Regions from separate parts of the Mus musculus genome. Here regions 1, 2 and 3 are each linked to region 4. A link is a loop called in an ENCODE intact Hi-C map of the cell type or tissue named here. Cell type or tissue: left cerebral cortex. All regions are shown on one strand. Region 1 holds the start of Gm38956 (a long non-coding RNA gene). Region 2 overlaps Spag9 (sperm associated antigen 9). Region 3 overlaps Spag9 (sperm associated antigen 9). Region 4 holds the start of Nme1 (NME/NM23 nucleoside diphosphate kinase 1).

Region 1 (8,000 bases), 310 kb before region 4:
GACCTGAGCATGGGTATGGAAATGTACTTTGGCCTGCCAGGGTGTGGTGAGCCATAAACAAGCACCCCGAATCACCCCACCTGTTGAAACAGGCTCAGTGGGGTGGGGGCTGCAGCTGAGGGCAACCTCCACTCATCCCATACTGTTCTCACAGCTCATTTGTTCCCTGTGCATGTGTGCACGCAGTCACCCAGCAGTACTCACTGCGCTTCTATTAATGGCCCCGCCGGCCTGATGATTTGAGATTCACCTTTCCTGTTTTCCCTGTCTCTCATCTCCCCGTTGGTGTCTTGTCTAACTCATGCTAAGACAGCATGGGTTTAACTAGAGAGGGTTATGCTGATTTTCCTCAGCCAGGAAAGCCAGTTCTCCTTCATAGCTTCGATTTTCTGACATTTTTTCCTTAACCATTATTGCTTTTTAAAGTTTTTTTATGTGGTCTATGGGCAGGTAAGATGCATCACCAAAGACACCCCCAAGCTTTACAACCTGGGTTCCTGAACCCAGCCAAGGCTGAAGGGAGAGAACCGGCTCCACCAAATCACCCCCATCTTCATATGTGCACTCCCAGCCTCAGCAGCGCACAGTGTGGCTGCCCTTTGTCCACACTGATTTTTCAAAGGATGTTTGTACCAATTAACCTTGGGAAGCAGAAAATGTTCTACTGACCCCTCCCCCAGCCAAGGACAGATTGTATAGTGTAGGGTGTATAACATAATAAAGACAGTGTTTCCAGTGGCAAACACCATACTACTTGTGCAGAGGTTTTATATGTGTGTGTGTGTGTGTGTGTGTGTGTGTGTGTGTGTGTGTGTGCACGCGCGCATGCGCACCACTGAGCCCCAAAGGCCTTTTCAGTGAGTCCAAGGCCAACATAGTTTCCCACCTGATAAACAGTACAAGAAGGGGAGGGGTGAGAAACCTGGCTGCTTCAGAAAATACTAGCTCATTGGGATTTGGATGAGAAGTCTTCCCACAAAAGGCCCATTGTTCCAGCTGGTGGTGCCATTGAGAGGTTATGGGCCTATCATAAGAGTGATAACTAGGAGGTGAGCCTAGTTGGAGGAAGGGGGTCACTGAGGTGAGGTTGGGGCGGGGTCACTTCTTTCATCTGCACTTCTGGGCTGCCATGAGGACAGCTTTGCTTTTCCAGTGCCCCTCTGCGTGGTGGTACCGTATGAACATGAACTGTGACCTCTGAAACCAGAAGCCAAAAGGAATCTTTCCTCAGTTGTATCATCCATCTTTCATCTTGGGTATCTTGTCACCATGACAACAAGGAAAGATAAAGGAAAACCAAAAACCTGGCTCTTGGGATACGAGACTGAAACAACTAAATAGTATCTGAGTATTCTCCAGCCTTCACAAAAACCATAGACTCACTAAAGGAAAACCTATACAGGCTGATCAAATTCCCTCCAAGGGGGAACAGCTCAGCCCTAGTAGAGAATTGTAGGCTTTTTTAATGGGCTGCACCAGAGTATTCCAGGGTGTGGCTCTGATGTACTCTGCCAGATTCCTCATTGAAGCTCACATTTCCAGACCCTTGTCTACCCAAACACCCATGTCGATCTCTACAGGGAAATTCTTAGGCACAAGATGGCTGGGCTGAAGGACGAGTGCACTGGTCCCCAAGCTGACAGAACATCTTGGAGGTTGTTTCTGTGTCTTGTTTCCTTTTCTCCTGTCTTGTTCTGTTTGAGAGTGTTTTTACTTGTCTTTCTTTCCATGCATTTAAAATGGTCCCATCCTTGCCGGGTAGTGGTGATGCACGCCTTTAATCCTAGCACTTGGGAGGCAGAGGCAAGCAGTTTTCTCAGTTCAAGGACAGCCAGGGCTATACAGAGAAACCCTGTCTCGAAACAAAATAAAATAAAATAAAATAAAATAAAAATCCCATCTGATTCCACTCCCCCAACCCCACCCTGAGGACTGAAGAGATGCATCGCTCAGTGGTTAAGAACACTTGCTGCACAATTTTGGGGACCAGAGTTTAAACTCCAGCATCCATATAACAAGATAGGCACTCGGCATGCTTGTAACCCCAGCTCTGAGGACGACAGACACAGGTGGGTTGCTGAGGCTCGCTGGCATCCCTCCGAGCTAGGAAAAAAATGAGCCCCAGGTTCAGGAAGAGATCCTGCCTCAAAGGACTCCACAGAGGCTACAAAGGGGGGCAGGAAGACACTCACGCCCTCTCTTATCTCCATACATGTGCACAGAAGCATGCACATTTTAAGCAGTATTTCTATTTTGACTATGTGTATGTGTGCATGCCTATGTGTGAGTGTGGGCAGGTGATTACAGTGTCCACAGAGGCCAAAGGCATTGGGTCCCTTGGAGCTACAGCGGTTGTGAGCCACTCTGATGGTTCTGGGGCTCAAACTTGGGTCCTCTGCAAGAGCACCACATGCCTTAACCACTGAGCCATCTGTCCAGCTTCACAATTTTTTTAAAAAAATCAAACAATTCTTAACCAGATGTGGCACACCCAGGAGAGGCAGAGGTAGGTAGATCTCTGTGAGTTAGGGCCAGTCTGATATACATGGTCAGTTCTAGGACAGCCAGAGCTCTTTCAACAACAACAACCTGGCAAAGGCAACTTAAGGAAGGAAAGGGCTTATTTCACTCATGAGTTGAAGATGATGTCCATTATGGTAGAGAAGACATGGTGGGAGCAGAAAGCAGCCAGTCACACTGCGTCCACAATCAGGAAGCAGAGATGAACGCCCATGTTCAGTGTTCTTTCTCCTGTTTAGTCACTCTGGGATCTCCGCTTACATGTAGGGTGGGTCTCCACACCTTAGTTTAGCCTGGTCTAGAAACCTCCTCACGGGCATGCTCAGAAATTTGTCCCCTTAATAATTCTAGATCCTGGTAAACTGACAGTGCTAACCAATGCACTTAACAATTGTAAATTTGTGAGAAAAGAACACATTTCATTATAGGATAAAAATCCTGGGAGCAGCAAATTACAAATACTCAATTTTTAAATAAATAGAAATGATTTTCTTTCTAAAATTTAATTATGTAGTATATAAAAGATAGATGCTGCCCTCTTCCCCCGCCCCCCCCCCCAAGTACTCATGGTTAAATGGAGGCAGGAGGATTAGAAGTGTAAGGTCATCCTTGGTTACATAGTGAGTTTGGGCTACATGAGAGTCAGTCTTTAAAAAGGGGGTCTGGAGAGATGGCTCAGCAGTTAAAGGACACTGCTGCTCTTCCAGAGGTCCTGCTTTCTGTTCCTAGCACCTACATGGTGGCTCACAAAGGCCTGTAACTCCACTTCCAAGGGCTCTGATGCCCTCTTCTGGCTTCCAAAGGCTCCTGTATGCTTTCACATGTTGTATAAGGACAAGCGCGGGCACACACACACTACACACTATACACACACACACATACATACACATATACACACACACACACACATGAAAGAGAGAGAAGAGAAAGAAGAAAGAAAGAAAGAAAGAAAGAGAGAGAGAGAGAGAGGGAGGGAGGGAGGGAGGGAGGGAGGGAGAAAGGAAGAAAGAAAGAAAGAAAGAAAGAAAGAAAGAAAGAAAGAAAGAAAGAAAGAAAGAAAGAAAGAAAGAAAGAAAGAAAGAAAGAAAGAAAGAAAGAAAGAAAGGTGTTTGGAGGGTTTCCTCCATACTTCACCATGGCCCTCAGAGGGAAGCCGAGTACCTGGACCCCTGGAGGAATGCCTCCAGCCGGCACAGTGACACTGTGGGTGTCTTTACAGACATTCTGCTTGCAATAGTTTGAAACTGCAGTCTCCAGAGAGACCTTAGTCCTCTGCTGGCCTCCAACATGAGTGGCTGAACTGTGCATATGCCGTCTCTTTTAATTCTAGCCTCCAAGTAAGTGTGAAGGAGTATGTCGTTTTCGTTTCGACTGTGGAGGTCAGAGGACAGCTTTCCGGAATCCTTTCTCATGTTCTACCCTGACTCAGGTTCGGATTCAGGACACCAGGTTTGAGCAGCAGTTATCACTACCTGATGAGTCCCTCATCTTTCACTTTTGCATCTTATTTCCACGTGGGCAGTCAACACTTAGTGAAGATCTGTTTCCCTTCTATCTTCCCAGAATGCCCTTCCCCAGACCCGGATCCTCTAGAATAGTCACAGAGCTGAGTTGGGTTTTAACCCCATACAACATGAGCGCTCCTCTCTCCTCGCTGAGCTCTGAGTACCAGCTGAACTAGGTACTCCGACGCAACGCATGCGCAGGGAAGTGCCACGCTGTTATTTCTCTCACATCCACGAGGGGTCGCACAACGCCTTCCAGAGTTCGCCCCAAGAACCTGCGCCTTAGTAAATCCCTTCCCTCCGGAACCTCCCATCTCTCCCAACACCACCTTCGGGTTTAAAGTTCCAGAGCTGTATTCCTGGTTGTCCCAGAAACCTATCCGTGCAGCCGCTTGGCGTGATTTAACTGAGCTATGGGAAGCATGCAGTCTGACTCCTTCATTCAGTACCCTATACTGTGCTTTCCTCGTCAGCAAAATGATAATCCCCACTGCGCTGAGCGCTATCCAAGAGAGTGGGGAGCCTCATCTCATTTTGAGCATGGTGTCCAGCACATTCCAGGAGCCCGGTATACCCCAGGTGCCTACTGAAAAAGTCATTTTACCTAGATGTCAAACTCTCCCTGTAAAACTCACCATGTCCTCCTTGGCTTTTGTCTTCGTGGGCACCAGGGGCAGCAAGGTTTCCTGAGTGAGATCTCTATAATGGAGGCAGACTTCAGGCCCTCAAGTCAGACGTGTGAGTGTTTTTACTTTCTGTCCATGGAAATTTTCACCTCCATCTCCTTTTCCCATGTTGCATGGCGTGAAAGCATTCTTTTCTGGAAAAATTCAAGGTTGCCTTGGCGAATTCTAAGTGTCCCTCCTCCTTCTCCTTCCAGTTGGAGCCATGGAGATAGCTTCTGGTTTTGGATGCTAATTTGTTTTAGTGGACATCTACAAAGACGGCCTCTGGCCTCACTCAGCATCTTTTGCAAATGTCTATATATTTCAGATACATCGTTGCCAATGTCTACCGTTGCTGGGTACATCCAAGGAGTCTATGGTCCATCCAGACCTCAGACTGATTGACCCTCAGCGTCTTCTGACCCCAGAACCTTGTCTCAGCCTCTTGAGGAGGAAATGGAGGACTGGGCTATCTCGGTCCCTCTCTTTCCAGACAAACCATATAGTCCACCATGTCCAGTTTATGTGGAGATACGTGTAGGGTGTTCTGGGAATGTTGGTATCTCTGTCCCCTAACTTCTGTGGCACCCAGATGCTGAAGCTGGGGTGAGGCAGGAGAATGCCTCCCATGGTTGGGGTTTTGCTGAGGCAAGGCTCTGAACTCCAATGTTCAGCAGTCAAGCTCCCACAGCACAGCCTTGATAAACTAAGGCATTATGATACATCACAGGCTAGGATGATACACCAAGAAAGAAGCCTGGCTGACAATTCCAACACTAGCCTGTCACACCTTTTACCCTGTTTTTTGGTACTCTGGTACAGGCTGACTCATCTTCTCCAGGACCGCAGGGTTTGTTTGTGCTCCTGGTAACTTGAAGGGTGGAGACAGGGCTCTTGGATGTGGTTTCTAAGAGGTGAGGTGGGGTAGAAGGTAGACAAAGACGAGCTACTGGTTGTACACAGCAGAAAACCAGGCTGGCTAATTCTGCCCAGTGAGAATTTTCTGGAAGGGTGACTGAGCAGTCCACAGAATCACCAGGTAAACTAAGAAGACCCATCTCTTAAATTGTCCAGGAACCCATAAGACTGCAGTAGAACCACAGGAAAGGACTCTAGAGGACCGTCCTGCTGCCCCCAGGGTCAAGTTGCCCCTGGATGCTGTTGCTGGGGACATGATGAATGGCATCTCTGATGGCCCTGGCTTCTCAGGGGGCCCAGGTTCAGTGCCCACGAACTCTGTAGGGATGTTGTGAGGGATCTTTGGCCTGTAGGGGGTTCCCATTCTGGATTAGCCCCACCTCCACCATGGTGTGTAGCTGCTAAGCAACCAAAACCAACAAACACCAACCTCTGTAATTTCCCTGAATTTGCCATTGCCAAGAGGCAGTCTCCAACCTGCCTCCCGTAGGCAGCTGGCTACTCAGAGTACCGCTTGCAGATGTGGGTCAGAGACCTCACGAAGCTCGGTGAAGCCGCCCAGACAAGTTGAGTGCTTCTAGAGAATTCCTACGCCAGCCTTCTCTCCATGGCTAGGGCCATTGAACTCTGTCTCAGGCATGGTTTAAATCTTTATGTAGATTACATTGGGTCTTATATCTGTTTTGTTTTGTTTGTTTGTTTATATGTGTGTACGTGTGCGCGTGCACACAAATGCCAATGCTGACACACATGTACAGCCCAGAGGAATACACCAGTGGCTTGTTTGATTGCTCTCTTCTTATTTCTGGGAATCTACCTGTCCCCACCATTAGAGCACAGCCATGCCCAGCCGGGGGGCCTGGGGATCCAGGCTCAGGTCCTTGTACTCTCATCTCTCTGGCCCCTGAGAATTAATTTTAAAGTTTGACAGCAATGACTAGGATTAGACAGGTAAGCTGTAACAGGAAATAAGAAGTATTGAATGTCTTGGGAGAGAAAGGGGGAATGCGATTGAAGGACCTGAATGGGGAGCTATGTGACCGGCGGGTAGAATCCTCTGAGTGACTCAGAACTCCTGTCCCTGACTCAGCCCACCTTAGGAGCAATGACCTCACACTGCAATCTGTGTCCTCTTCCTGTCCCACTTCACTGATCTCCCCATTTCCTCGGCCCCTCAGTTAGTGTGTCCTTGGGGCTCAAGGCAATATGAAGTCTCATGCTACACTGCTCAGTCTTGCCTACACAGCCTAGCTCCCAGGTCTCCTGGATCTGGAGCCTGCAGACTCAACTTGGCTACCTTTCCCTGGGCCACAGTCATGCTGGTCCTTGCCCCCACCCCCAACCCCCACCCCACACACACCTGCCGGTGAGGCCTGTGCACTGGCTGGTCCACACTGTGAATGGACTTCTGCATCCCCGCTGCAGGCATGCCCAGGCATGTTCTTGCGGTGAGGCAGAGAGCTGATAAGGCCTCAGCTTATCTCCCTGAACTCTGTGAATGTTTCCCTGGCCAAAGAAAACCCATGGCTGAGGCCAGAGTCCATATTGGGAGACAGCAGAAATTGGTGGTATACTCTGAGACAGGGGGATTGGAGAACGTGAGACCTGCCATGAAGGCCCGTGCTCCGAGTCCTTTGTGCCCAGTAGATCTGCCTCTGCCAGTGTCTCTGTCTGTTGGATGCCCTCTCATTTTTGCCCTGTTAAGCGTGTATGCCAGGCTTGCCTTGTGCCAGGCCCAGTTCTAGTCCCTGGAGTATGCCAGCACACAGTAGGATTTGTGCGTGCAGCACTTACAATTTAGAGATAATGACACCTCATAAACAGGAAAACCAACACTGGGCAGGGCTACCAAAAAAAATGATCCGAAGAAGGTGCTGTTCCTTCTTCGATGAGGTAGGCAGGAAAGGGCTTGCTGGCGTGTTTGAACTGAGAGCTCATGAAAAAGAGGGAGCCAAGCCCACCGGTGGGAAAGAAAGTTCCAGGTCAGGACAGTGCAAAGAACCAAAGTCTTGGAACAGTAGCCTGTGTATGCGAAACACATGGCTACATGGCTAGACCAGAGTCAATGAGAGATAGACAGTGTGCATGTTCGCATGCATATTGTAGCATCTGGTGAGGACTCTGGACTCTATTCCACGTGTAAGAATAGTTGTCTGAAGCAGTCGATAGGGCAGGGAGAAGCAACCTGAGTTTGTCAGGAGGTTCCTGTCTGCACAAGAAAAATGGGTCAGGGAGGGGAGAAGGAGAGCAGGGGCCCAGTTAGGAAATGTTGCCACCTCGGAGGTAAAGCTGGTAATAGTGGTGGCCCAGGAGGTAGCCACGCTCAGGAGTCACTTTGACTCTGTGACCCTGGTGTTTGCCAGTGCTGGGGAGGACAGGAGACAGGAAGGGG
Region 2 (8,000 bases), 76 kb before region 4:
ATGAGAACGTGGTTGACTTAATTCTTGAAATTTCCATTGCTCTGATCCTGGGGTCTCGCCTCCTTTCTGAGTGTCAGGTGTAAGCAATCCATCTCCAGCAGGTAGAGGGAAAATCCCTAATGATATAGGACGTTCTTTTCTATTTGAAGAGGGGAGAAAAAAATGAAACATTCTCATTAGTTTTTTATTTGTCGTGATTTTAAGCCTGGGCTGTGGATAGAAAAATCCCAGCTCTTTGGAAGATGAGGCAAGGGGATAACAAGGTCAGGGTCTCCCCTGGCTGTAGAAAGCTTATTCTCAATCTGCAATCAGCTCTCCTACATAATCCTATACGCACACCTAAATAAGTATATACCAAAGAGAAAAAACAGCCTCAAAGCTTTACATTGGCTCCACAAGTTAAGAAAAGTGTGGAAAAACTGTTTAGACACTGTTTTCACCTGCCAAGTTTGGAGCTGTTCATAGGTGAGGTCTCAGAACTTAGCCTAGCCTGACCCTGAACTGGAGATCCTCTGCCTTAGCCCGCTGTATGTTGAGAGTACAGGCATGCATTACCACAGCTGCCTCTGCCAAGAACTTGATGGTGGTCTGGTGTGGTAAACATGGAGAAGAGCTGCTGAGTGTTAGCCATGGAGGTTAGTGGTCATAAGGAACAGGCAAAGGCCTCCCCAGTCCCTGTTCCTAGTTTTCCACTTCCTCAAGCTACAGTGTTTTTACAGTAGGCCTTTTCTGCCTAGAGGAAAATGAATATACTCTTTGAAACAGGGATACTATTCAACAGTAAAAATCCAAAACATTTTTATTTAAGTTCTGGTTTTCTACAAATCATATTACAGTAGTTCTTTTAGGCAGAGTGCAGATGAGAAAACTTCTGTTAGGAAAAAAGAGCAGCTCTTTTCCAAGTCTTTCTTTACTGGGAGTGATGGAGTCCTAGCACGTAGGAGATAGACAGGAGGAGGAGTTCAAGGTCATCCTTGTACACAAAGCACAATAGAGCCCAGCCTGTTTACATTAGAGCCTGTCTCCAAAACATTACAAAGAAGGTGGAGGGATGACTCAGTGGATAAAGGCAATTGGCACCAAGCCTGACACCTGCGTTCAGTCTCTAGGACCCTCATGGCAGAAGGAGAGAACCAGCTCCTACAGGCTGTCTTCTGACCTCCACATTCATACTCCAATAAGTAGTAAATAAATCTAAATCTGAAACAAGTAAACACTAGTCAGCTATTTCACAAGTCAGTGACAAAGAGTTTTATTTTTCCTAATAGAGAGTATACTGCACATTACACGTTTCTATTTCCAGGCAATAGAACTTGTTTCTTCTTGAGACTTATTAGCTTTTACTTTAAACTACATCATTTCTGCTTCTTTGTTCTTAAACTGCAATCCTCTTTTTTTCTCATTAAATGATAGCCAAGTGTTTTGGTTTCCTTTAGTTAACAGAATGAAAAGTTGCTAGCCTGCTGTCTATTCCCAATTTTGAAAAACTTACTTTGGGAACAGAAATTCCCAAACTACTATCTGACTTTTATCTAACAAGCCTTCATGCCTTAAGGGAGAAGCAAGTAGGAATTTAATCAGAGTCTATCTAATATAAAGCTAGGAAGATAGCGCAGATTTCCTGAGATACAAGCCCATCACTGGCACCATCTTCCCACATAAACTCCTTTCCACACATATGGAGTGCGCAGTCTTCTTTAAACCCAAGCTTCCTTTCCTATTCCATCTATACGCCCAACTCTCTATTTTGCTTTTATCACTTTTTTGAGAAAAACAGATCTCTAGGAGGGGGTCAAATATGCTTGGAGTTTCTCTGCTCCAGATCTAGAAAATTAGCATCACCATGTGCTTCTTCCTCTGCGGACTGACCAATTAGATAGCTGATGGGGGCAAGAGATGCAGTTACATAAGTCTGACAATATTCTACTCTCAAAACAAAGTTCGTGAAAGGCAAACACTAGTCTTGAGCTTTGTTGTCATGCATGTTTGATGCTGTTTGTATTATATGCTTCAATAAAAATCACAGAAAAGTTAACCAAAAAAAAAAAAAAAAAAAAGGAGAACCTGTAGAAAAATACCAAGTGGCAGATTTCAGTCCCTACACTGAAGCACCTGCTCTCGCTGTCCAGCCACTGACTCCCTAACAGAAGCAAGGCTGACAAGTGTCTGAATCTTGTTATAGTCTCTAGCTAGTAGCTTCAGTTGTATATATTGATTTTTAGTTGGTTATTTAAATACCAGCTTATGTGTACTAATGATTTTTGAAAATATGTATTTCAGATAGCCTTTTGGCTATACCTGAAAGAACTGAGCCAGATAAACTGATGTGCTTTATCTGGTCTAACCAACCAGGAAACAGGACTGCTTTTCCAGATTTTACAATAGGGAAGATGATGTTCTAAGGCTTTATATATTAGTAACCAGCAGGACTAAGATTAAAAGTCACTTCTACTAAAAATGTGAGGTACACAAATGACTTACTTATATAATGGATCATATATTTTGCAACTGTAATGAAGTGCAAAAAATAGCTCGCTTGATTTTTTAAAATCAGTCACTGAGGTAAAATACCTTAAGAGAAGGAACCTAAGAGATTAAACAAATCACCAAAGGCTGCATATATGGGACAAGGTAACTCCAAAGTCTTAGTTACTGTATGGCAATACTTCTCCAGCATAGCCTAAGCCAGCCCTTAATATTAGTCATATTAATATTATACATATTTTTAAGCCTACAAGTTTTAGTTTCCTTATATCCTAAATATACATAGATTTGTATACAACTCTTTCAGGTACTAACATATACAAAATAGTCAGACTGTTTCTCAATTTTATACATCAGGAAAGAACCCAGCAGAGAACTGTATGTAATTCCAGCACTGAGAAGGAGACTTCCTGTGGGGTTCAAGGTTAGCTTAGGCTACATGACTTGTTTGAAAAAACAAATATAATTAGGAAAGAAAATAAATGATCAAGTACCTAGTTTTAGACTATACGAGAAAACTAATTTCTGAGTGTTAAAAATTAAACATGAGCTGGCCTATGAATAAAAAGAATCACATGAAAGAAAGGAGCTACTTCCATTCTTCTTGCCTAAATCAGAATTACCATTAAAACATATTTTATCATCACTTAGATACTAATTAGTTATAGTCTATGAATCTTAATTTCAAGTCATGTACAAAAGAGAAATCTGAGCAGATCAGATTCTTTGAGTTTATGAGTTAGAAGACAAGACAGCAAATCCCTAGGCATTGGAAAGTGGTTCACACTGGCTGCACGCAGAGAACAGCAGCTAAGCATGCAGCCTGGTGACCACCCCCACAAGCAGGAATGGGCATTTGTCACCCAGGAGTACAAAGAAAAGAAAGGGCACCGTCTGACCAAACAATAGTGAATAGGCTTTGTGAAGCTTTCACAACTTTGATGTGCAAATAACGGAGGGGAAGGCATTCTAGTCTTGTCTTAAGATTTTCGATTTTTTTTTTTTTTTTTAGTTTAAAATATATTTTATAGTAGCAGGAAAATATCAGTTTCCATAGCTGTTACTCAAACTATAAAACTGACATCAAACCTTACATTAGGCAAAGGATAACTCAAAGAAAAATAAATAAATAAATAAACCTACATTCTGTGGCCAACCATTTGCAATACAAAGCATAAAAGCCATTTGTCCCTCGATACTCGGAAGCTAAATCCAGAGCTCTATACAGACTTCGACCTGGTACTGGGCTCTTGTGCTTCCTTACTCTTCAGCATTGTGACCACGCTGACCTTATATTTGTACAACAGAGAATCCTTTTTTTTTTTTGGTCTGTGATTTCCAAACACAAAACATAGTTCCATTTAGGAACCTACAAATTAATAGACATCCTAGCTCGAGGCCGTTTTCCATTGTTTGAATCTGCAGCAGAAATGGTTACAAAGCAGACTCATGGTCCTAAGAATTATAAAAAACAAACAAACAAACAAACAAAAAAACCCCAGTGAAGCAGGAGCTTCCGAGAGAGTGGACAGAGTACCTGAGTATCCTTGGTAGGTTCTGCGTCAGCGCTGGCACCCCGGTAGAAATAGAAAAGTGCACAAGCAGCAAAACAGAGAGAGATACTAAGATCGCAGAATTAATGACCACCGCCCCGCCAACAAAGCCAAACACAAACAGCAGCATGCATCCAGGATTCATGGCGCTGTGCTGGCATGGTGAAATGTCCGAACCAGGAGGCCTACACAGGGGCCAAAAGGGTATCTTTGTAGTGAGGATCTGTCATTCAGCTGCTGCCACAAAAACAATGCCAGCAGCAGCAGCTTTCCACTCCATCCTGCAGCGGCTCCCAAGCGATGACGTCATTCCGCTCCCCCCACCTCATAACCATAGAGCTGCAGCTCCTAGCATTTATGCAGCAACCCAGAAGAGAGCCAGCCTATTAACTACGTTCCTCGCCACTAAGAGTCTTGGCTTAGCCCATTGGCTACAATACCTAGCGATCTACATAATTTATTCACACTCCTACATCAAACAGATGGCTGGCTAACCCTTTTAAACATGCCTCTGTGCAACAAAAAGGACCAATTATATGGGAGAAATGAAACATTTCAGCATACCCACAAACTGGAAAATTTCAAACCTACTCTGAATGCCCATCAAGTATCAAGAAAATAATTAAAACCCTGCACTATGTTGCTTATAATTTATAAAGCTCATAATTTAACTTTTTAAATGGTATTTCTATTTTTGCAAACTATTCTTTTCCTTTCCTGTACAGATTTTGGGGAAGCAGACTAAATATTGTTCTCAGATGGAAAAACAGGAAAAATAGAAACAAAAAGACGGATTATTGATTCCACATTTTCTTAGGCAAAAGTGTATATAACAAAGCTTACCTAATTCTACTATGAGCTGTAGCCTCTAGTTGATCACTCCCTGAGAGCTGATGAAGTTTGGTTCTTTCTAAGTGTTCCATATAATTATGGATCATCTATTTTAAGGAAGAAAAAATAGAAAATTTAAGACTATCACCTAAAATAAAACAAAGAATTATAACAATGGAAACATTTTGACACAACTTTCTTACAAGATTATTATTTCATGTAAAGAAATAAATCCTAAGGATGAAAGACTTGTGGTAGCAAAGAAATAGCAAATGCTCACAGTTAAGACACATCAGTAAATGTAGCTAATATCTATCTTCCTTTGTATTGCATAGCAATTTTGTAAAATATGTGATATTATTAAATGAAAAATATTGGTATAAATACAAATTAGTATATAGACTTTGGTAGGAGGTTCTAAGAGACTGCTGATTAACAATAATAGCATTTGAGAAACCTGTGAACTTAAGTGGAAAACAACAAAATTAATGCTAAACTTGAGAAAAATTCTGTATATTCATCTTTCCATACTAATAGTAATTACCAGAATAAAAATAAATTTCAATTGAAAGATAGTATTTCTAATTTTTTTCTGTAGATTTATAGTTGAAAGAATTTCAAACTACTTTCTCCTGTGCTAATTTACTAAAATCAATATTTAATATAATCAGCTATAATAATAACAAATTAATAGAAATAAAAATTAAAATGAGAAAATAAAAATTAGAAATGTCTTTGATTCTGAGTCCTAGATAAGGATCATATGCTGGAAAAGCTGACTATGATGGGAGCTTCATCTTTAGGGCTCTTGTGCGTGGTAAAGGAAAAGTTACAAGTTGTACTCTGACCTTGACATATAACACACACACACACAGAAAGAGAAGGGGGTTGTTAAAAATAATCTTTAAAAAACATTAGTTCAAATCTAGGTGACGTCCATGGGAACTCACACCTGGCCTCCACACACACACACCACACAAATAAAAATAAAACTTAAAAAAAAAAAATAAGCAGGGCATGGTGGCACACACCTTTAATCCCAGCACTCGGGAGGCAGTGGCAGGAGGATTCCTGAGTTCAAGGCCAGCCTGGTCTACAAAGTGAGTTCCAGGACAGCCAGGGCTACACAAAGAAAACCAAAAAAAAAAAAAAAAAAAAAAAAAAAAAAAAAAAAAGGCTAGTCAAAAGTCAAAATGAGAACTGTTAACAGTAAAGAGAAATGAATACAGAATCACAAGGATATTTACAAGTTTTATTTAAATGTCTATTTTCTCTTCCATACTAATTTAAGAATTTTGCATTAAAAAGATTTTGGTTGTGTCAGCAAATCAGGAATAATGAGCTGCTTTCTTCTTGTATCAAGAAAATAATAAACTGAGACTAATACAGCAAAACGAATGCTGGACCTAACATATGCAAATACAGATGTCAGAAAGGCCTTAGAAAGCATTAGCTGAGTTCTCACATCCATAGAGTAATCAAATAGAGGTGATTTGTTCAAATGGAAGAGTGTTAAAAAGGAAACCTCCTTCAGATTGCCTTTATAAGTAATTCATTAATAAGCAAAATGTATAGATAGAACCAATTTTACATCCAAATAGATTCTCTATTATTTTAAATGCTTATTTAAAATTCAGAAAAAAACTATATTTGAGACCTTCAAAGGACTGATTACAGAGATAATATCCTGGCATTCCAAAATAGTCTAATATGAAAACACAGACCACACTACAGTAGCCCTTACTAGGACTGAGGAACAGGAAAAACAGCAGCTATCATACTGAATGCCAACCACTTTAACAGAAATATTCTTTATTTAACCCTCACTATATCACAATTTTACAGATAATCCCCAGGTACAGGAGAAAATAACTTGCCTGAGTAAAATAGCTAACAATAAAATGTTTTCCATCATTAGCTTTAAAGCTGGGACTCAAATCTGATTGATGCAGCAGCTACTTGAGTAGTTAAATGCTGTAGGACCCAGGCAGGATGCATCTGGCCTTTTAGTTAACTCTCCAGGCAAGCAATGAACTCATTGTCCTTTCTTCCTCACACCCACAAGAAAATCCCACACCCTAAGGCATTTCCTGATATATTTAAAATAACAAGCTATATATCACAAACAGAATAAAAAATACATTGCACGTAAAAATTTTTAAATAATTCACATTATCCTTATGATTTTAAAAATGGGGGGAGTGATGGAGGGAGGGGAAAGACCAACATTCAGATAGAGAAAAGATGTGAGAGTAGACCAGGGCCTATTTTATACGAGGTTCTACCAAGTCTACTAGTTTTAGTCCTCCTCCATCTCAGATAAGCTACTAATTCCCCAGTAAGCAAATTAATTCACGTAGCTAGAAGTAAATTCTGTAAGAGCTGGACTCATCAAGGATTCAACTGTATTGTCTGAAAAACTGTTGTTTAGGACAGGCACAGACTGCCCTTGGTTGAGTTGTCTTCACAGCAAAGACCAACTCCGCACTGACAAAACCAAAAAGCAAAACAACTGGACTGGAGCACAGACTCTGTAGTCACCTTGAATCTTTCTACATACAGTTCTCAAAACTATTGTCTTAAAACCAGTGAGATTTCATGAGAAAAACATCTCAGAAAAACATCTAGAGCATTCAGCACTTGGCATTGGTGGTAAGAATGAGTAGTTTAAAGGTCCATCCTCACCTACAAAGCAAGTTTGAGTCCAGCCTGAACTATATGACATCCTGTTTCAAACAATGGCAAAGATAACTCAGTAGTTAAGAGTGCTGGAGGCTCTTCCAGAAGACCTGGTTTAATTCCCAGCACTCACAAGGCACTCTCAGTTCCAGGGGATCTGACACCATTTTCTAGCCTCCATGGACACTAGATATACAAATGGTATACAGAAATACATGCAGACAAAAATGCCCATACACACACCACATATCACAGGTACATACACACACGGCATAGAAAAAAACCCTAAAATCATAGAATCAGAAAGACCAGATTTAACAAGAAGTTACTAAACTGGCATAGGATTTTGGGTACATCACCCTAGAATATCGTTCTAAAAATTTCAAAGTGTACAATAGGGAGAAATGATAAGTTGGCCTAAGAAAACACTAAGAATGTGCTTAAACCGTCTCA
Region 3 (8,000 bases), 120 kb before region 4:
TATATCCTCTTTTGATTTTTTTTTAAATTTAGTTTTAATTCTTTTAGTTTTATGTGTTTCGAGTGCTTTGCCTGCATGGATGTCTGTATTCCATGTGCATGCCTAGTGCCGTCAGAGGCCAGAAGAGCGTGCTCTCCTTCCAATATATACGTCCGAAGAATGGATCTCAGTTTATCAAGGATGGCAGCACTTTTACCTGCTGAGCCAGCTCACTAGTCCTTAAGTGCAATTTTCATAAGAAACACTGGCTACAAGTTATTCATTCATTCATTCATTCACTCACTCATTTTGGGGCAGAGTCTCACTCTGTGGCCCAGGATGACCTAAAAATTATAATCCTCCTGCCTCAGCTTTCATTGGTTTAAAATTACATTGCTAAGCTCTATGGGCAATTTACTTAAAAGCATCCATCTATACTATAGAAAGCCATCCTTCTTTTTTCTTCTTCCCATTTCTATCCATAACTCCAACACACAAAATGGTCCCCTTTGTTCTGAAGACAGAGTTTATGTGTACAGCTGATGCTAGCCTTGAACTGTCTATACAGACAAGGCTGGCAAGGAACTAGTGATGATTCTCCTGTCTCAGCACTGAGTACAGGATTAACATAAGCTACTGTGCCTGGCTGCAGTCTCTTACAAGTTCCTGAGGAGTTAGTAAGAGTGACACAGCATACTTACTCCTCACTGAGGAAATCAAATGCCTTGGACTTGTCCCCAGGGAGCTGAGATAAAGTGCTGCTCCTTTTCTTCACGGAGGGAGTCACGTGAGAGGTGGGGGCGTTGTACTTCAGGTTAACAGGGGGTTCAGGCTTCTTTGTTGCATTACTTGAAGAGCTAAAAAGTCGGCTGAAACTAACAAAATAAAAGAGGCAAACAAAACCCACAGATATGTCTATTATTACATGCATTGTGAAAACCAAGCCCCAATTTTCCATAAATTTTTATAATCAAGAAAATTTCAAAACTTTACAAGGCAGTGAGTTAGACATTAGCAAAACCAGCTTTATGGTTATACTATCGCCTTAGCAGTCAGTCACAACCAAACTTGGACACTCGGGGGAATAGCTACCGCTTAGAATGCTAGATATAAGCAAGTTCCATAATGAAAGAGATGCTCTTGCGTACTGAAAGCTCCTACAAACAAGTACAATACGAAGGCTCCTTGGCTAGCTAGGTCCTATGTGGGACAAAGTCACAGTGGTCAGTGAGCAGCAGGGGGATGACCGTGATAACAGCCAAAGCTTAGTGTGCAGCGCATACAAAGGTCTGCTACACTGAGAACACACATCACCAAGTTAACTCATAGCATGAATTTTCTAAGCTCAACTTAAGGAACTATTTTCATGTCCACAGTTTTAAAACATTTATGCTTCCAGTAAACAGATTAATCTTAAAAGGATAAGTTTTAACTTCAATAAACACACAGTACTTCTGGTACAAAGTCAGGTTTAACACATACAAGACAACTAACCAAACAGTACAAATACTACACTTTTCCTCATCCCTTTGGTGAGGATTCCTGAGACTGTCAATTTTAGAACCATTTCCCCCATGGTTTTATGTACACCAGCAGAAGAGTCCAGCCACTGCATAACCAACACAGTGCAGCTTACGACAGCCTACTTTGGGTCCTGCAGCACAGCCTTACCGAGTTGGCATGCTGTATATTAAAGAGAAGAACTTCAGTTTAGCTATCTCCTCCCCACTGGGAAAGGTCAGGGTAACGCTCTTGTCTGACCCCGGCCCTCACTCACAATTGCCAGATGCTTGACCTTTTCTTTTCTTGCATAGCTGGGTTCTCTCGTGAGGCCCTAAACAAACAAACAAACAAACATATTATTAGATAGGTGTTCTAAGAAACTCATGAAATGTAAGAGAGTGAACCAACTTAACTCATATTAACTCACTTAAGCAAGTGACCTTTCATGAGAAAGTCTGCTAAGTCAAACCTTGCTTAGATAGAGTGCTAGACCTTCTTAAACGAGAAGCTAAGACTCTTGTTAGAGCATTCCCATGTTAGACAAATAGCCAATAAGTCTCAGGGTTGCTATTTAAGACTTATCCCCTTTCTTGTTATAGTTGTTATTAAGAAACAAGGAGTTACTCTGCTGTTCTGACTAGCCCTGAACTCTTGGTCTCAAGAACGCCTCTTGCCTTCATCTTTCAAGTGGCTAGACTACAAGAGTAGGGCTCTGAGGAACAACACTGGCACTCAGGCCGAGTGTAACAGCACATAACTCTAATCCCAGCACTCTGGGACTGAGGTGGAAGGATTGCAAGTCTGGAGCCAGTTTGGAATAAGACCTCTCAAAGAACAAAACAACAATCAAAGCAAAGCAAAGCAAAGCTCTAGCTCCCTCTTTAAAATACTGCTTTATAAATTCCTGTTCTTACTTTAAGGTTTCTTTTATCTGTACTCTAAACTTTCACAAAACAGCTTGGAACTACACTGCTCTGGTAGGCCACTTAATAAGCAAGTGGGGCTAAAAATGATGTGTGTGCTGGGCGTGGTGGCGCACACCTCTAATTCCAGCACTTGGGAGGCAAAAGCAGGAGGATTTCTGAGTTCGAGGCCAGCCTGGTCTACAGAGTGAGTTCCAGGACAGCCAGGGTTACACAGAGAAACCCTGTTTTGAAAAACAAAAAACAAAACAACAACAAAAAAATGATGTGTGTATGAGAAGGTAAGGGTTGGAGGTTGGGTTTACAAACTTAAAAACAATGTATAAACTTGATGTGATAATCCAAACTCAAGAATATGAGTAAATCAATGGAAAGTCAGTTGACAAACTTTTCTTTTTTTCTGTTTTGCAAGGGATAAACTATTTTTTATTGAATATTTTCTTTTTTTATGAAAACCTTCTTTTATTGGATATTTTATTTACATTTCAAATGTTATCCCTTTTCCCGCCCCGCCCCCCCCCCACCTCCTATCCCATTCCCCAGCTTCCTGCTTCTATGAGAGTGTTTCCCTACCCACCCACCCACTCCCACTTCTCTGCCATCGAATTCTCCTACACTTGGGCATCAAGCCGTCACAGGACCATGGGCCTCTCCTCTCACTGATGCCCGACAAGGCCATTCTCTGTTATATGTGCAGCTGGAGCCATGGGTCCCTCCATGTGTACTCCTTGGTTAGTGGTTTAGTCCCTGGGAGCTCTGTGGGGGGTCTGGTTGGTTGACATTGTTGTCCTTCCTATGGGGTTGCAAACCCCTTCAGCTCCTTCAGTCCTTTCTCTAGCTCCATTGGGGACCCCATGCTCAGCCCAATGGTTGGCTGAGAGCATTCACCTCTATATTTTTCAGGCTCTGGCAGAGCCTCTCAGGAGACAACTATATGAGGTACAAAGTTACAGAATTTATAACTGAGGAATATCGAATGGCCAAGAAGCATCTAAAGAAATGTTCAACATCCTTAGTCATCAGGGAAATGCAAATCAAAACAACCCTGAGATTCTACCTCACACCAGTCAGAATGTCTAAGATCAAAAACTCAGGTGACAGCAGATGCTGGCAAGAATATAGAGAAAGAGGAACATTCCTCCATTGTTGGTGAGATTGCAAGCTGGTACAACCACTCTGGAAATCAGTTTGGAGGTTCCAAACTGGATATAATACTACCTGAGGACCCAGCTATACCACTCCTGGGCATATACCCAAAAGATTCTCCAACATATAACAAGGACACATGCTCCACTGTGTTTGTAGCAGCCTTATTTATAATAGCCAGAAGCTGGAAAGAATCCAGATGTCCCTCAACAGAGGAATGGATACAGAAAATGTGGTACATTTACACAATGGAGTACTACTCAGCTATTAAAAACAATGACCTCATGAAATTCTTAGGCAAATGTATGAAACTAGAAAATATCATCCTGAGTGAAGTAACCCAATCACAAAAAACACACATGGTATGCACTCACTGATAAGTGGATATTAGCCCAAAAGCTTGGAATAACCAAGATACAATTCACAGACCACATGAAACTCAAAAAGAAGAGAGACCAAAGTGTGGGTGCTTCGGTCCTTCTAAGAAAGGGGAACAAAATACTCATGGAAGCAAATACGGAGACAAAGTGTAGAGCAGGGACTGAAGGAAAGGCCAACCAGAGTCTGCCCCATATATTGTCACCAAACCCAGACAAACTTTTCTATAGCTGTTTCTGAATTCAAGGAGGGAACACTTACTAAGACCATGATCACTAGATGGCAGCACTGAGATTTAAGAGCCAATAAAGGACAACTATGTGTCCTCTCAAAAGTAGAGTTTAAAAAGGAAGTCAAGCTGGGTGTGGTGGTGCACACCTTTAATCCCAGCACTTGGGAGGCAGAGGCAGGTGGATTTCTGAGTTCCAGGCCAGCCTGGTCTGCAAAGTGAGTTCCAGGACAGCCAGGGCTATACAGAGAAACCCTGTCTCGAAAAACAAAACAAAACAAAACAAAAAAAAACAACAACAACAAAAAAAAAAGGAAGTCAGCTTGATTGCAAAGAGTGATTGCTCGAGGCTCACAGTATGGAGAGTGAATAGCAGGAGGCTGGATCTGACTGTACTGCATTGTATGCACACACTGGCACTTAACTCCATGAGTATGAACCATTAAAACATAGTAATGATAAAAACACAGATTTGATTGACTGAAAGATGCCAAAGGAAAATATATTTTACATGAAGAGAAAGAAGGGTGCAGTCAAATAAGTATGTTTAATAGGAAGATACTATATATATTTTCATATACTGCATGTGAAATTGACATTGAGAAAGAATATTATTTCCTTTTTTTTTTTTTGGAAAAATGACCATTATTCCTAAGTAACAACAATTATCTCTTACAAGTTATGAGATTATCCTCCAAGGCCCAGTACTATCTCAGACACCTAAGGCTGTGGGACATCCCCGATCTTGTTCTATTATTAATCTAAATGTCAACTGAGGTTTCTCCTAGTGAACCCTCAGGCAGGGTTTGGCTGGCAGTGAAGAACACATGCATCTAAGGAAACAGCAGGAAGCAACAGAGCACTTCTCATACAGACCGGATCATCTCCGTCCATCGAACAGCTTCTTGAAGCTCCATCAGCCTCTCTTTGTACTGGTTTCTCTCCATGAGAACTCGGGCCATTTCTACTCTGGTAAACCTCTTCCTCTGGGCTGTGGGAATGTCACTCTATAACAAGAGGATAGCACATCACTCTGGGAAGTTACATGTGATTTGGTGTTAAGACTCACACTTAAACCAAATCTGAAGTTTTTAAGCATTTCTTATTTCTAACTCAATGACTTTAAAAGAATTAAGACAGAATTATTGCTAGAGAATAGGATATGAACATGGAAGATAGACAGAAATAAGTCTCCAAAAAGCATGCCCAAGTTAACTTCCTTCTCCTGCTGATTTCTCAGCTTTCTTCTGGGGAAGCAGGTAGGTTTAATAATAGGGTTTTGCTTTGTTCAGAGAAGCATGTATATTTTAGATCATCACTGAAATCATGGAACAGTGAGACAGAAGCTTTGCTCAAACCTTAGCAGTTTTCCTACTTTGTCCTCCTGCCTCAGAATTTAGCCCACCTCTTCAAACAAAAGTCATCCACAAATAACAAAAGACTTGAATTCTACTGGGTGGTGGGTGGTAGTGGGTATTGTACAGGCCTTTAATACCTGGGCTAGGGAGGCAGAAGCCTGGTCTATAGAGCTAATTGTAAGATAACCAAGGCTTCAAAGAAATCCTGTCTCAAAAAGCAAAAAAGTAAACAACAACAACAAAAGGTCTGAATTCTGCAACGCAGTAATACCCCCTATGAGTAGGCACAAAAAACAAAACAAAACAAACAAACAAAAACCAAACTCCAAAAATCCACAAGTCTCCATTCCAGGCTTGTACTATAATGTTCTGTGTTTCGTTGTTAAGACAGAAACCTAAGTACAAGTTGAAGTAGAAACCACAGGACAATGTTACTTGCTGGTCTGCTCTCTTGCCCATGCTTGGTAAGCTTTCTTATGGTGCCCAGAATCGTCTGCATAGGGATGGTACTGCCCATAATAGGCTTGGCTCTCCTTTATCAACTGGCAATTAAGACAATCCCTCAGTCATGTCACAGACCACTGAAGACAATCACTCAAGTGAGACTCTTTTTTTTGAGGTGACTGTAGTCTGAGAAAAGGGTGACAGTTCATGATAATTAGAACAATGTGTACATATTTACATGATGAAATTATTTTTTTACTTAAATAAACGATAACGGATCATGACTTCCTCTGGGGTGGAGAATATATTTGGCAATATTCTATGTTTTTTAAAAATTACATTTACATGTATTATTTATTTTGTCTATGTGTTTTGTGTGTGATACATATTTATTATTTTTTTAAATATTTATTTTATTTTATTTTATGCATATGAGTACACTGTAGCTGAACAGATGGTTGTGAGCCATCATGTGGTTGATGGTCCTGAACTCAGGACCTCTGCTCACTCTAGTCTCGCTTGCCCCGGCCCAAAGATTTATTTATTATATGTAAGTACACTGTAGCTGTCTTTAGACACACCTTTAGAGGGCATCAGATCTCATTACAGAGGGTTGTGAGCCATCATGTGGTTGCTGGGATTTGAACTCAGGTCCTTCGGAAGAGCAGTCAGTGCTCTTAACCGCTGAGCCATCTCTCCAGCCCGTGATACATATTTATGTATGTATGTGTCTGGATGCATGCATTCTGAAACACACACATGGAGGACAGAAGACAACTTGTGGGAGTGTGTTCTCTCTTTCTACTATGTGGTCCTGGGGATTGAACTCAGGTCATCAAGCTTGGTAATAAGTACCTTTCCATGCTGGGCCATCTTGCAAGCCCATCTAAATAATTTAATTGTTTTATTAATTAAGGATCAGGCACATATGTGACACACAAACAGGCAGACAAAACCCATAAAATTAATTAATTAATTTGTGTGTGTGCAGAAGAACTTGGGAGGCAGAAGCAGGCGGATTTCTGAGTTTGAAGCCAGCCTGGTCTACAGAGTGAGTTCCAGGACAACCAGGGCTATACAGAGAAACCCTGTCTCAAAAAACAAACAAACAAAAAACCAAAAAAAACCAAAAACAAAACAAAAAAAATTAGAAATAATAGCATGCTAACACAGGTCAGAGTACTGAACCACTGAGAAAAAGTGAGCATGTAACACTAGAAAATACAGCATGTGGATACCATATGGAAACATGGGCCAGCTTAGTCATGACCCAGAAACATGTCTTCTTTTAAAGGCATGCATCTATCTATCTATCTATCTATCTATCTATCTATCTATCTATCTATCTATCTATCTATCTATCTTTTACTTTATTTCTAAAATAAGTATTAGTAAGGTAATCCCAAAATATCAAAAAGCTATAAGAAAAACAGTCCCCAATCATAAACTTACATCATCATCGTCTTTTGCTTTTTGCCTTGCATCTTCAGCTTCTGCACGAGCTCTAGTAGGGAAAAAAAAATAAAAACAAAATAATATTATTACAACTGAACTCATCTCCAAAAATAATGAAAGAATAGGTAAATTGTTTTATTTGCCACTAAAAGATTACTTTTCTTTTGCCCAAAGGGTAGCAGACTGCTGCCTTCAACTTGGAAACCTGTTATCACTTCTTGAGAGGCTGAAGACTGAGGGCAGGTGTTCAAAGCCATCCTCTGCTACACTCTGAATTACAAGCCAGTCTGTGTTGTGTAAGACTATCTCAGGAACAGAAAGCAACAACAAAAGCAAGCTACATGGAGGAAAATAATACATTTTTTTTAAAAAAATGGAAGATTTAAGGGTTGTTGTTTGTTTTTTAAAGATTTGTTTATATTTGTGTGTGAGCATGTCAGTGTGCACCAGGCAGTTGTGAGATGACGAATGTGGATGTCAGAGACTGACCTTAGGTCCTCTGGAAGAGTAGCAAGTGCTCTTAGACCCTGAGCACCCTCTCCAGTCCTTACGAGGTTTTTTGTTTTTGTTTTAAGATTTACCTTA
Region 4 (8,000 bases):
GGTGGACTAGAGCATCAGCAACTAGGCACAATATGATTGGCGGAACAGTGCACCCTTTAAATTGATTGGTCTTTAGGGAATGAGGTGACAAGGACTTCCCTTGTCTGAGGTGGGCAAAGGTCCATCTTTAGGAATGTGTTCCCACCGGTAGGTCAGTTCCAGCCCTGTAGTCTGAGGAGTGTTAATTAACCTCTCCCTTCTGGAGGGGCAAGTGTTTCATGACCTTCCCAAAGTTCCTTAGCCGACCTTTCAACATGTACATTTGAGCAATTGCCATCACACTCAAGATACAGAACTAGGCCAGCAACATAATACACTTGAGCCAGCCTGATCTACTTGAGGCCGTTTCCAAACAAACCACACATACACAAAACCAACAATTAACTAACTAACTAACTAACTAACCAACCAACCAGAAGCAACAACTCATGTTTTCTGAAATAGGCTAGGCATAGTGGCTCATACCAATAGTTCTAGCACTCAAGAGACTGAGTTAGCCTGGGCACCATAGTCTCAATCCCCCAATCATTTATTCCAGGATTTCCTTAGATTACCTCTTTATGGAGACATATTTGTACCCTGTATTTATCCCTAACTCCTGGTAACCACTAATTCGTTCCCAATTTCTTGTTATTTAACAATGTTTTATACAGGCTGAAGATATATGTAGCTTAGTGGTAGCATATATACTTAGTATTTATGAGACCCTAGATCTGATCTACCACACCAAAAGAATGCCACATGAATGAAATAATACAGTATTTAATTTTTGCTATAATCTAGGTCTTTCCTTGTTTTCAGAGATGAGATTCTCACTGTTTCCTAGGCTGGCCCTGAACTCCTGACCTAGCATGATTCTTTTGCTTCAGCATCCAGAGTACCCGGGACTGCAGGTCAATTTTCCTTTTTCTCATTTTAAGATTGGGCTCAGGGTTCTGTATATGCTCTACTAATGTTCTGTATCCTCAGCCAGCAAGCAAATTTTTTTTTTCAGTCAGAATAATTTAAATTCCAATTAATAATCTAAATCCTATTTCACCTCATCAATAATATTTAGTGTTATCGAGTACCCGGGACTGCAGGTCAATTTTCCTTTTTCTCATTTTAAGATTGGGCTCAGGGTTCTGTATATGCTCTACTAATGTTCTGTATCCTCAGCCAGCAAGCGAATTTTTTTTCAGTCAGAATAATTTAAATTCTAATTAATAATCTAAATCCTATTTCACCTCATCAATAATATTTAGTGTTATCATCACTGGCCCCTCCTTTTTAAAAATTTTATTTTTCAAGATAGGGTGCTATGTAATCTAAGCGGATTTCAGATTCGTTAAGTGGCATAGGATGACCTTGAGCTCTTGATTTTCCTGCCCTTATCATACCCAGCTTTAAGGCACATTCTTGCTGTTGTAGTTCAGGCTAGCCTTACATGTTTAGCTCTCTTGATTTAGCTTCCCAAAAGCTGAAAGTGGTTGCTATAGTTTACTTTCCTATCTTTACAAGTGTACTGATAACTCATCACGGATTTAATTCATATCTCTCTAATGGCTAATGAAGTTAAACATGTGTGTGTGTGTGCGTGTGCGCACATGCATAGTCTGGAAACCCATACATAAGTAAAACTGGCCTTGAATTCAAGGTTATCTGTTCTTCAGCCCTGAAGGTTCTGGGATCATAGGTATGAGCTACCATGTCTGGTTTTTTTTTTTTTTTTCCTTTCTTCTTCTTTTTAAAAAAGAATTATTTATTTATTTTAGGGATGTGAGTACACTGTAGCTGTACAGATGGTTGTGAGCCTTCAAGTGGTTGTTGGGAATTGAATTTTTCAGACCTCTCCTCACTGCAGTAGCCCCACTCGCTCCAATCAAGTCTGCTTGCTCAGTCCGGCATAAAGATTTATTTATTATTATACATAAATACACTGTAGCTGACTCATTAGATCTCACTACAGGTGGTTGTGAGCCATAATGTGGTTGCTGGGATTTGAACTCAGGACTTTAGAAGAGCAGTCAGTGCTATTACCTGTTGGGCCATCTTGCCAGCCCCCCCCACCCCCCTTTTTCTTCTCAAATCAGTCTTTTATAGTCTAGGCAGACTTCAAACTTACTGTGTAGCTTAGGATGACCTTGAACTTTTGACCTACCTTGGATGTGCTGGGATTACAGGCCTGTGAAACTACACCCAATCTAAGTAAAGTTGGGGATTCAACCTAAGGCTCTGTGCATGCCAAGCAAACATTCTACCCACCGAGCTAGAGACAATAGCTTTTCTTTTCCTCCTCCACACCCCCTGCATATTCTGCCTGTGAAAAGTCTATTCTTGTCTTTTGCCCATTTTATAATTAGACTATGTGTGTTTGACTCTTTTTTGTTTGTTTGTTTTGCTTTGTTTTGCTTGAGATAAGCTTTTGCTAAGTTGTGCTGACTAGCCTGTAATTCACTATATAGATCAGGCTTGTCTTGAAATCACAGAGCTCTTTAACCTGCCTGTTTTTTTGAGAGACATATTCTCTCTATGTCATCCTGGTGGCCTCTAAGTCTTGATGATCCTGCTTCAGCCTTCCCAGTGCTGTGAATTCATCAGGCAAGGCCCTTCTCATTTGACCAACACCCCAGTCCCTCCATTTCATTAAAAACAAAAGACAAAAAACAAAACAAAAAAAGCAAGCAAGCAAACAAACACATCATCTGGGCTGGCAAGCTGGTCCAGTGGCTATGAAGCACACACTGTCCTTGCAGAGGACCCAAGTTCCGTTCCTAGCACTCACATCAGATCACTCGCAACTGTTTGTAACTCCACCGCCATTGGAACTGACCACTTCATACACTGACATACGCGTGTACATGTAAATAAATAATAAGAGGCTGGAGAGATGGCTCAATGATGAAGAGCACTGTCTACTCTTCCAGAGGTCCTGAGTTTAATCCCCAGCAGTCACGTAGTGGCTCACAATCATCTATAATGGGATCTGATGCCTTTTTCTGGCCTGCAGGTATACATGCAGATAGAGCACTCATACATAAAATAAATACATCTTAATAAGCAAACAAATAAATAATGCCGGATGTGGTTATGCCTTTAATCCCAGAACTCGGGAGGCAGACTAAGAGGGAGTCTCTGCGAGGTCATGGCCAGCCTGATCTACACAGTGAGTTCCAGAAAAGTCAGAGTTACATAATGAGACCCTACATACAATAATAACAACAATAATAAAACCCTCCTCCCGCGTTTCCTACCATCAGGTATTCACTATAATTCTTGGCTCTCAGGTAATAACGGGCTTTCTCCCTTCATGTAGGTCCTTTTGATTATCACTTCTGCAGAGATTTCTCAGCCTTAATTTTTTCCCCCTGCTCTGTTCTTTCTTATCAGCACTTGCACTGTGTGTTCACTATCAATTTTCTCTTTATTGTCGCAATTCTCAACCCTACTAGTAAGCTCCCAAGTAAACTTCAACCCTAGGCTCTAGAATGTTCCTACCCGGCACATAGGATTCAGTACATTTGTTGCTTGACAGAATGAAGGGAAGGTGGAATGACACGGCCACTGAAGCTCTAGTTGTGACTTCATGCAGTGTGAGCGCCACCTGTCGGGAAAAACTAGATTTTCTCGGGAACGGAGGAAGTGAGTCACAGGCAGCCGTAGGGGAGAAACAGAAGATGGCCGCCAGACAGGGGGGGTAAAAAAATCCAAAACACCACACCCAGTGTCGGAAGTTAAACACTGGGCGAGTGCTCCCTAGAATGACATCCGACTCCCCAGAAGAAGCGGGGACCGGCGGTGTACCGCTAAAAGGGCTCCCCTGAATCGGAACTGTCCGAAAAGGTTCCGTGCGAGCAGCTGCGGGGAACCACGTGAGGCCGGGGAGCGTTTCCGGTGCGGGCAGTCGCAGCCGGCGGTAAAGCCTTGTCATCTGAAGGGGTAAGAGGGGTCAAGTTGAGAGTCAAGGAGACAAGTTGAGGGTTTAGGTGAATGGGGAGGGAGGTGGGCGTTCACTAAAGGGTGCACTCTCCGCGGGGTGTTAGGGAGATGGCAGGCAGGGAGATGGCAGGCTGTGGCCAGGTACAGACCTGTCAGCTTGATACGCCACGTGGGCTCGCCTTTGTCCGTGGCCGCAGTTCCTGTCCGGCTCGCGGCAGGGCTATGCCTTATTCTCTTTCCAGTCCGCTGTTGGGCACAGAGTTGGTACTCGGGTGGTGCTTGCTGAATGAATGAATGACACTCTCTGTGTGTGTGAATGTGAGTGAAGAGAGAAAGAAAGAGAGATCGGTATGCAGAGGCTTTCATAGAGGATGTTTCAGCCATTTCTGAATAATCTTTCCTTCAGACATTCTCCAGCTAGTCTGTGGCTTCTGTCTTTCTCTTTATGGGGGGCGCGATTGCCACTTAAGGCCTGCTCTTTGCTCCTATTGACTGCGAGACCCCGTGGTTTGGTATCAAAGATAGGTGGACTGGCTTACAGACCGGGCAGGCGAGAGGGACAGGAAGTCAGGAACAAAAATGATCATGCAAAGGTTCATGCATGCCCTAGCTCACATGTGAACCCCAGAAGGTAATTTTGTGGAGCGGGTTCGTGGGACCCAACACATGCTTGTAGTACAACTCAAGGTCTGCTAGGCCGTCTAGCTGGCTCAGGCCTCATTCTTAGGGTATAAAATTAGAGGTGAACCCAAGTTTAGAAAGACAGAGCCAGGAGCCGGTGTTGCTGTCCTCTTAGGTATCGTCTTTCAAGGTGGAGTCTCCTTTCATCTTGTGAGGCAGTGTACCCTGGAAATGGAACATTCTGGAATGGATGTTCTCCAGGTGTCTTCTTCCTGGATGATGCCCCATGTTAGGTATTGGGCTGTGGTTTTTCTCATAATCCACAGTTCATTGGTTAGTTACAATACTCATTGCCCTTTCCCCATAATATGTAATTTAATAAATGTTAATTGCTAGTCTTACATAATGGACTTTCAAGTTTTTATCTTTTTATTCTCTGACAATTTTCTACATGTATGTGATATATTTAGTCATTTCACCCTCTCCCCTTACACTCTCTCATCTAGCCTGAATTCTTCCAACAAGTTCTCTCCTACTTTCATGTCTTATATTTTTTCTCTCTGTGTGTGTGTTTGTGTGTGTTTGAATGAGTTTAATTGGAGTTGCTTGCTTGATGGATAGAGGAGTTATTTGCTGTGGCATGGACAGTTTACCCATGGCTACATCAGTGAAGAGTGCCCCCCCCCCCTTAATTGCCAATAATTGCCAATAGCTCCCAAGGCAGGGATAAGGCCTTGGGCCTTCTGAGTCCCTCCCCAATCTATGATAGAACATAGTCATTGTTTGTTTGCTTTCCCATTTTCTTCTTTTCTTTTTTCCTTTTCTTTCTTTCTTGCTTTTCTTTCTTTCTTCCTTCTTTTCTTTTTTTATGCTTTGCTTTGCTTTTTGAGTCAGGCTCTTATGTTGCCCAGGCTGGTCTGATTTTTTTTTTTTTTCCCTTTTGCCTTAGCCTTCCTAGGGATATAATTACTGGCATGTATCCTCAGGCTTGGCTTTTCTCATTGCATCCTGAGAAGTGTCCCAAATTGCACAGGGCTGGGAAATCTCATTCTTTGTAAAAACCAAAGATGGTTGTCGTGACATATTCTCTAAAACTTTTTTTTTTTTTTTCGTTTTTGGTTTTTCGAGACAGGGTTTCTCTGGAACTCATTTTGTAGACCAGGCTGGCCTCGAACTCAGAAATCTGCCTGCCTCTGCCTCCCGAGTGCTGGGATTAAAGGTGTGCACCACCACGCTCGGCTCTAAAACTCTTGCTGGCTTTAATGTCTGAGGTCAGACCGTCTTGTTCCAGATGTTGCTTTCCCTAGGAAAACCACACCAGTGCAACATCCCCTAATCTGTTTTACTGAAAAAGGTGCTGTCTTTTTGGTGTGTGTATGTCTTAGTTTACATCTCTTTCCTTAGCTCCATCCCAGTAGACGCTCAATAGGAGGTTACTAAATCAATGGAATAAACATTTCAGTTCCTGTTTTTGAGCCCTCCCCCACTTCAGGATATTAATTTGTGGGTGAATGAGCTGGGCAGGGATTGGGATTTTACTGGAGAGATTTGGGGTAGACATAGTAGATGAAAGCCAGCTTTATGGGGGTAATCCGCTTGAAAAGGATCATGATGAGCGAATCTCTTCAGCCCTGTTTCATTTCCCTGCTTGCTTATCCACAGGACCATGGCCAACAGTGAGCGCACCTTCATTGCCATCAAGCCTGATGGGGTCCAGCGGGGGCTGGTGGGCGAGATCATCAAGCGGTTCGAGCAGAAGGGGTTCCGCCTTGTTGGTCTGAAGTTTCTGCAGGTGAGTGGACCTCTGCCTGTGTTGAGTCTTTGGAGCATAGCGGAGCATTGCACAGTAACTTCTGTGCTTGTCTTGTCTCCTGTCTAGACGTCTCCATGGTAGGCTATCTTGGAGCCTGAAACCCTCTCAGTGACTAAGCTTGCTGGCTGAATCTTAGAACAAACCAAGTCATTTAGAGCTTTCAAAAATAGCAAGCTCTCTTTCCCCGCCCCAGCCTGAAGTCCCTCGTATTACTGCAGGGCTGTAATTTCTGACTCAGCTCTGGGTGTTTTAGAGCTCTTGGTCTTTAGCCTCCTAAGAAGATAATTTTAGAGACCATCCTTCTAACTCCCACACTCCACCCTCGAAGTAGGTTGTCAGGAAGAAAGTCTTTGCTTTACTGATTATTATCTGATAGTGCCTAACGTGACTCAGGCATGGTACATTGGGCTTTGGGGGAGAAATCTGCAGTGTTGCTTGTGGGGTGCTTCTCTTCTGACAGAGCAGAGAAGGGAAACAATTCTAACAGTCCTAGGAAATCCTACACATACGTATTTGCCACAACTGGTGTGGAACTCTTCGGATCCTTCCTGGTCATCCCAGGTGCTTCGAGGCCGTGCATACCACCCACTCAGACAGCAGTATCCCAGTAAACGCCAAAGACCGACTGACCAAGAGCCCTTCTTCAGACAAACCTAGGAAAGGTCAATTCTAATTCCCAATGCAAATGTATCAGGGGATAATATTTTTTTTTTCCCATTAAAGCAATAAGATTTTGGTTCCTTGAACATTTTAAATTTGATTTGCAATATTGAGTTGTTGTTCTTGTTGTTATTATTATTATTAGTAGTATTATCATTTTCCTGTTGTTTTTATGTATAGTCCTGGCTAGCTAGGAATCTGCTCTGTAGACCAGGCTGGCCACAAGCTCAAAGTGCTGCCTCTGTCTCTGCCTCCAGAGTGTCAGGATTATAGGGTATACCACCGTGCCTGGATGCAGTGTTGGTTTATTTATTTATTTATTTTTTTACAAATTTGTATTTAGGGGCCGCAGAGATGGCTCAGCAGTTAAGAGTATTGGTGTACTTCCAGAAGTCCTGAGTTCAATTCCCAGCACCCATATAGTGGTTTATGACTGTCTATAAAGGGATCTGATGCCCTCTTCTGGTTTACAGTTGTACATACAGCAGAACACTCATACAAACATTTTAAAGAACTTTAAAAATTGTATTAATGTGTATGTATGTGTGCCTATCTGTTGTAATGTGCACCATGTATGTATAGGGCATGTGATCAGAAAATGGTACCAGAACCCCAGGAACTTGGGTTATAAGTTGTGAGACAGCTGATAGGGGTGGGGGGAACCATACTTAGGACCTCTGCAAGAGCAGCCCCCCTGAGCCATCTCTCCAGCCACCTGTTTCCTTATATGATTTTTTTAGTATAAGGAGTAGACTGTTGTTAATGCTAAGGGAGAACATGGTGGAATAATGAGAGCCAGATGTGGGCTTGCATAGTGAATTAGGTCCTGGAGGTACAGTGAAGTGATGTAGCCATTCATCAAGCACTGTAGTCTATGGTGAGTAGTGAGTACCTGTTTTCTTCTCCACCTCTCATGACAGCTCCGAGAGCTACTCATTCCTGTCCTCACAGTTGCTAGGAGGAAAGCGAGGCTTAAGGAGGTCAGATA

The links. Peaks named below come from ENCODE experiments on the same cell type or tissue, not always from the same donor. Only the 100,000 strongest peaks of a DNase experiment are listed, where the experiment ranks them.
Region 1: it touches region 4 in a loop (2.1-fold over the local background); 3 of 42 quality-filtered maps call a loop at or near these places.
Region 2: a loop joins it to region 4, with 2.4 times the contacts of the local background. A loop is called at or near these places in 5 of 42 quality-filtered maps.
Region 3: it touches region 4 in a loop (6-fold over the local background); 29 of 42 quality-filtered maps call a loop at or near these places.

What each region holds. Positions count from the first base shown.
Region 1 is chr11:94,273,448-94,281,447 of GRCm38, reverse strand. It overlaps Gm38956 (a long non-coding RNA gene), which reads left to right and starts at 3,571. Exons shown (of 3, transcript XR_880146.1): 1 at 3,571-4,604; 2 at 4,697-4,763. In left cerebral cortex, a CTCF peak has its summit at 4,255; a DNase peak (open chromatin) is centred at 4,279; H3K4me3 peaks cover 928 bases; H3K27ac peaks cover 345 bases.
Region 2 is chr11:94,040,547-94,048,546 of GRCm38, reverse strand. It overlaps Spag9 (sperm associated antigen 9), which reads right to left. Exons shown (of 29, transcript NM_027569.3): 4 at 4,881-4,975; 5 at 1-139. Among named protein-coding and RNA genes, the nearest start is that of Gm38951, 30 kb to the left of the region's middle. In left cerebral cortex, a CTCF peak has its summit at 2,097; DNase peaks (open chromatin) are centred at 1,745, 1,836, 3,309 and 4,390; H3K4me3 peaks cover 3,887 bases; H3K27ac peaks cover 3,028 bases.
Region 3 is chr11:94,083,412-94,091,411 of GRCm38, reverse strand. Spag9 (sperm associated antigen 9) reads right to left here. Exons shown (of 29, transcript NM_027569.3): 11 at 7,413-7,464; 12 at 5,035-5,165; 13 at 1,757-1,813; 14 at 681-854. Among named protein-coding and RNA genes, the nearest start is that of Gm38951, 13 kb to the right of the region's middle. In left cerebral cortex, a CTCF peak has its summit at 4,196 (motif pointing right); a DNase peak (open chromatin) is centred at 4,209.
Region 4 is chr11:93,964,139-93,972,138 of GRCm38, reverse strand. It overlaps Nme1 (NME/NM23 nucleoside diphosphate kinase 1), which reads left to right and starts at 3,867. Exons shown (of 5, transcript NM_008704.3): 1 at 3,867-3,918; 2 at 6,202-6,331. The coding sequence starts at 6,206. It overlaps Gm35198 (a long non-coding RNA gene), which reads right to left and starts at 3,634. Exons shown (of 3, transcript XR_388959.3): 1 at 3,478-3,634. In left cerebral cortex, CTCF peaks have their summits at 3,582 and 7,494 (motif pointing left); DNase peaks (open chromatin) are centred at 3,677, 4,578 and 6,527; H3K4me3 peaks cover 1,820 bases; H3K27ac peaks cover 2,691 bases.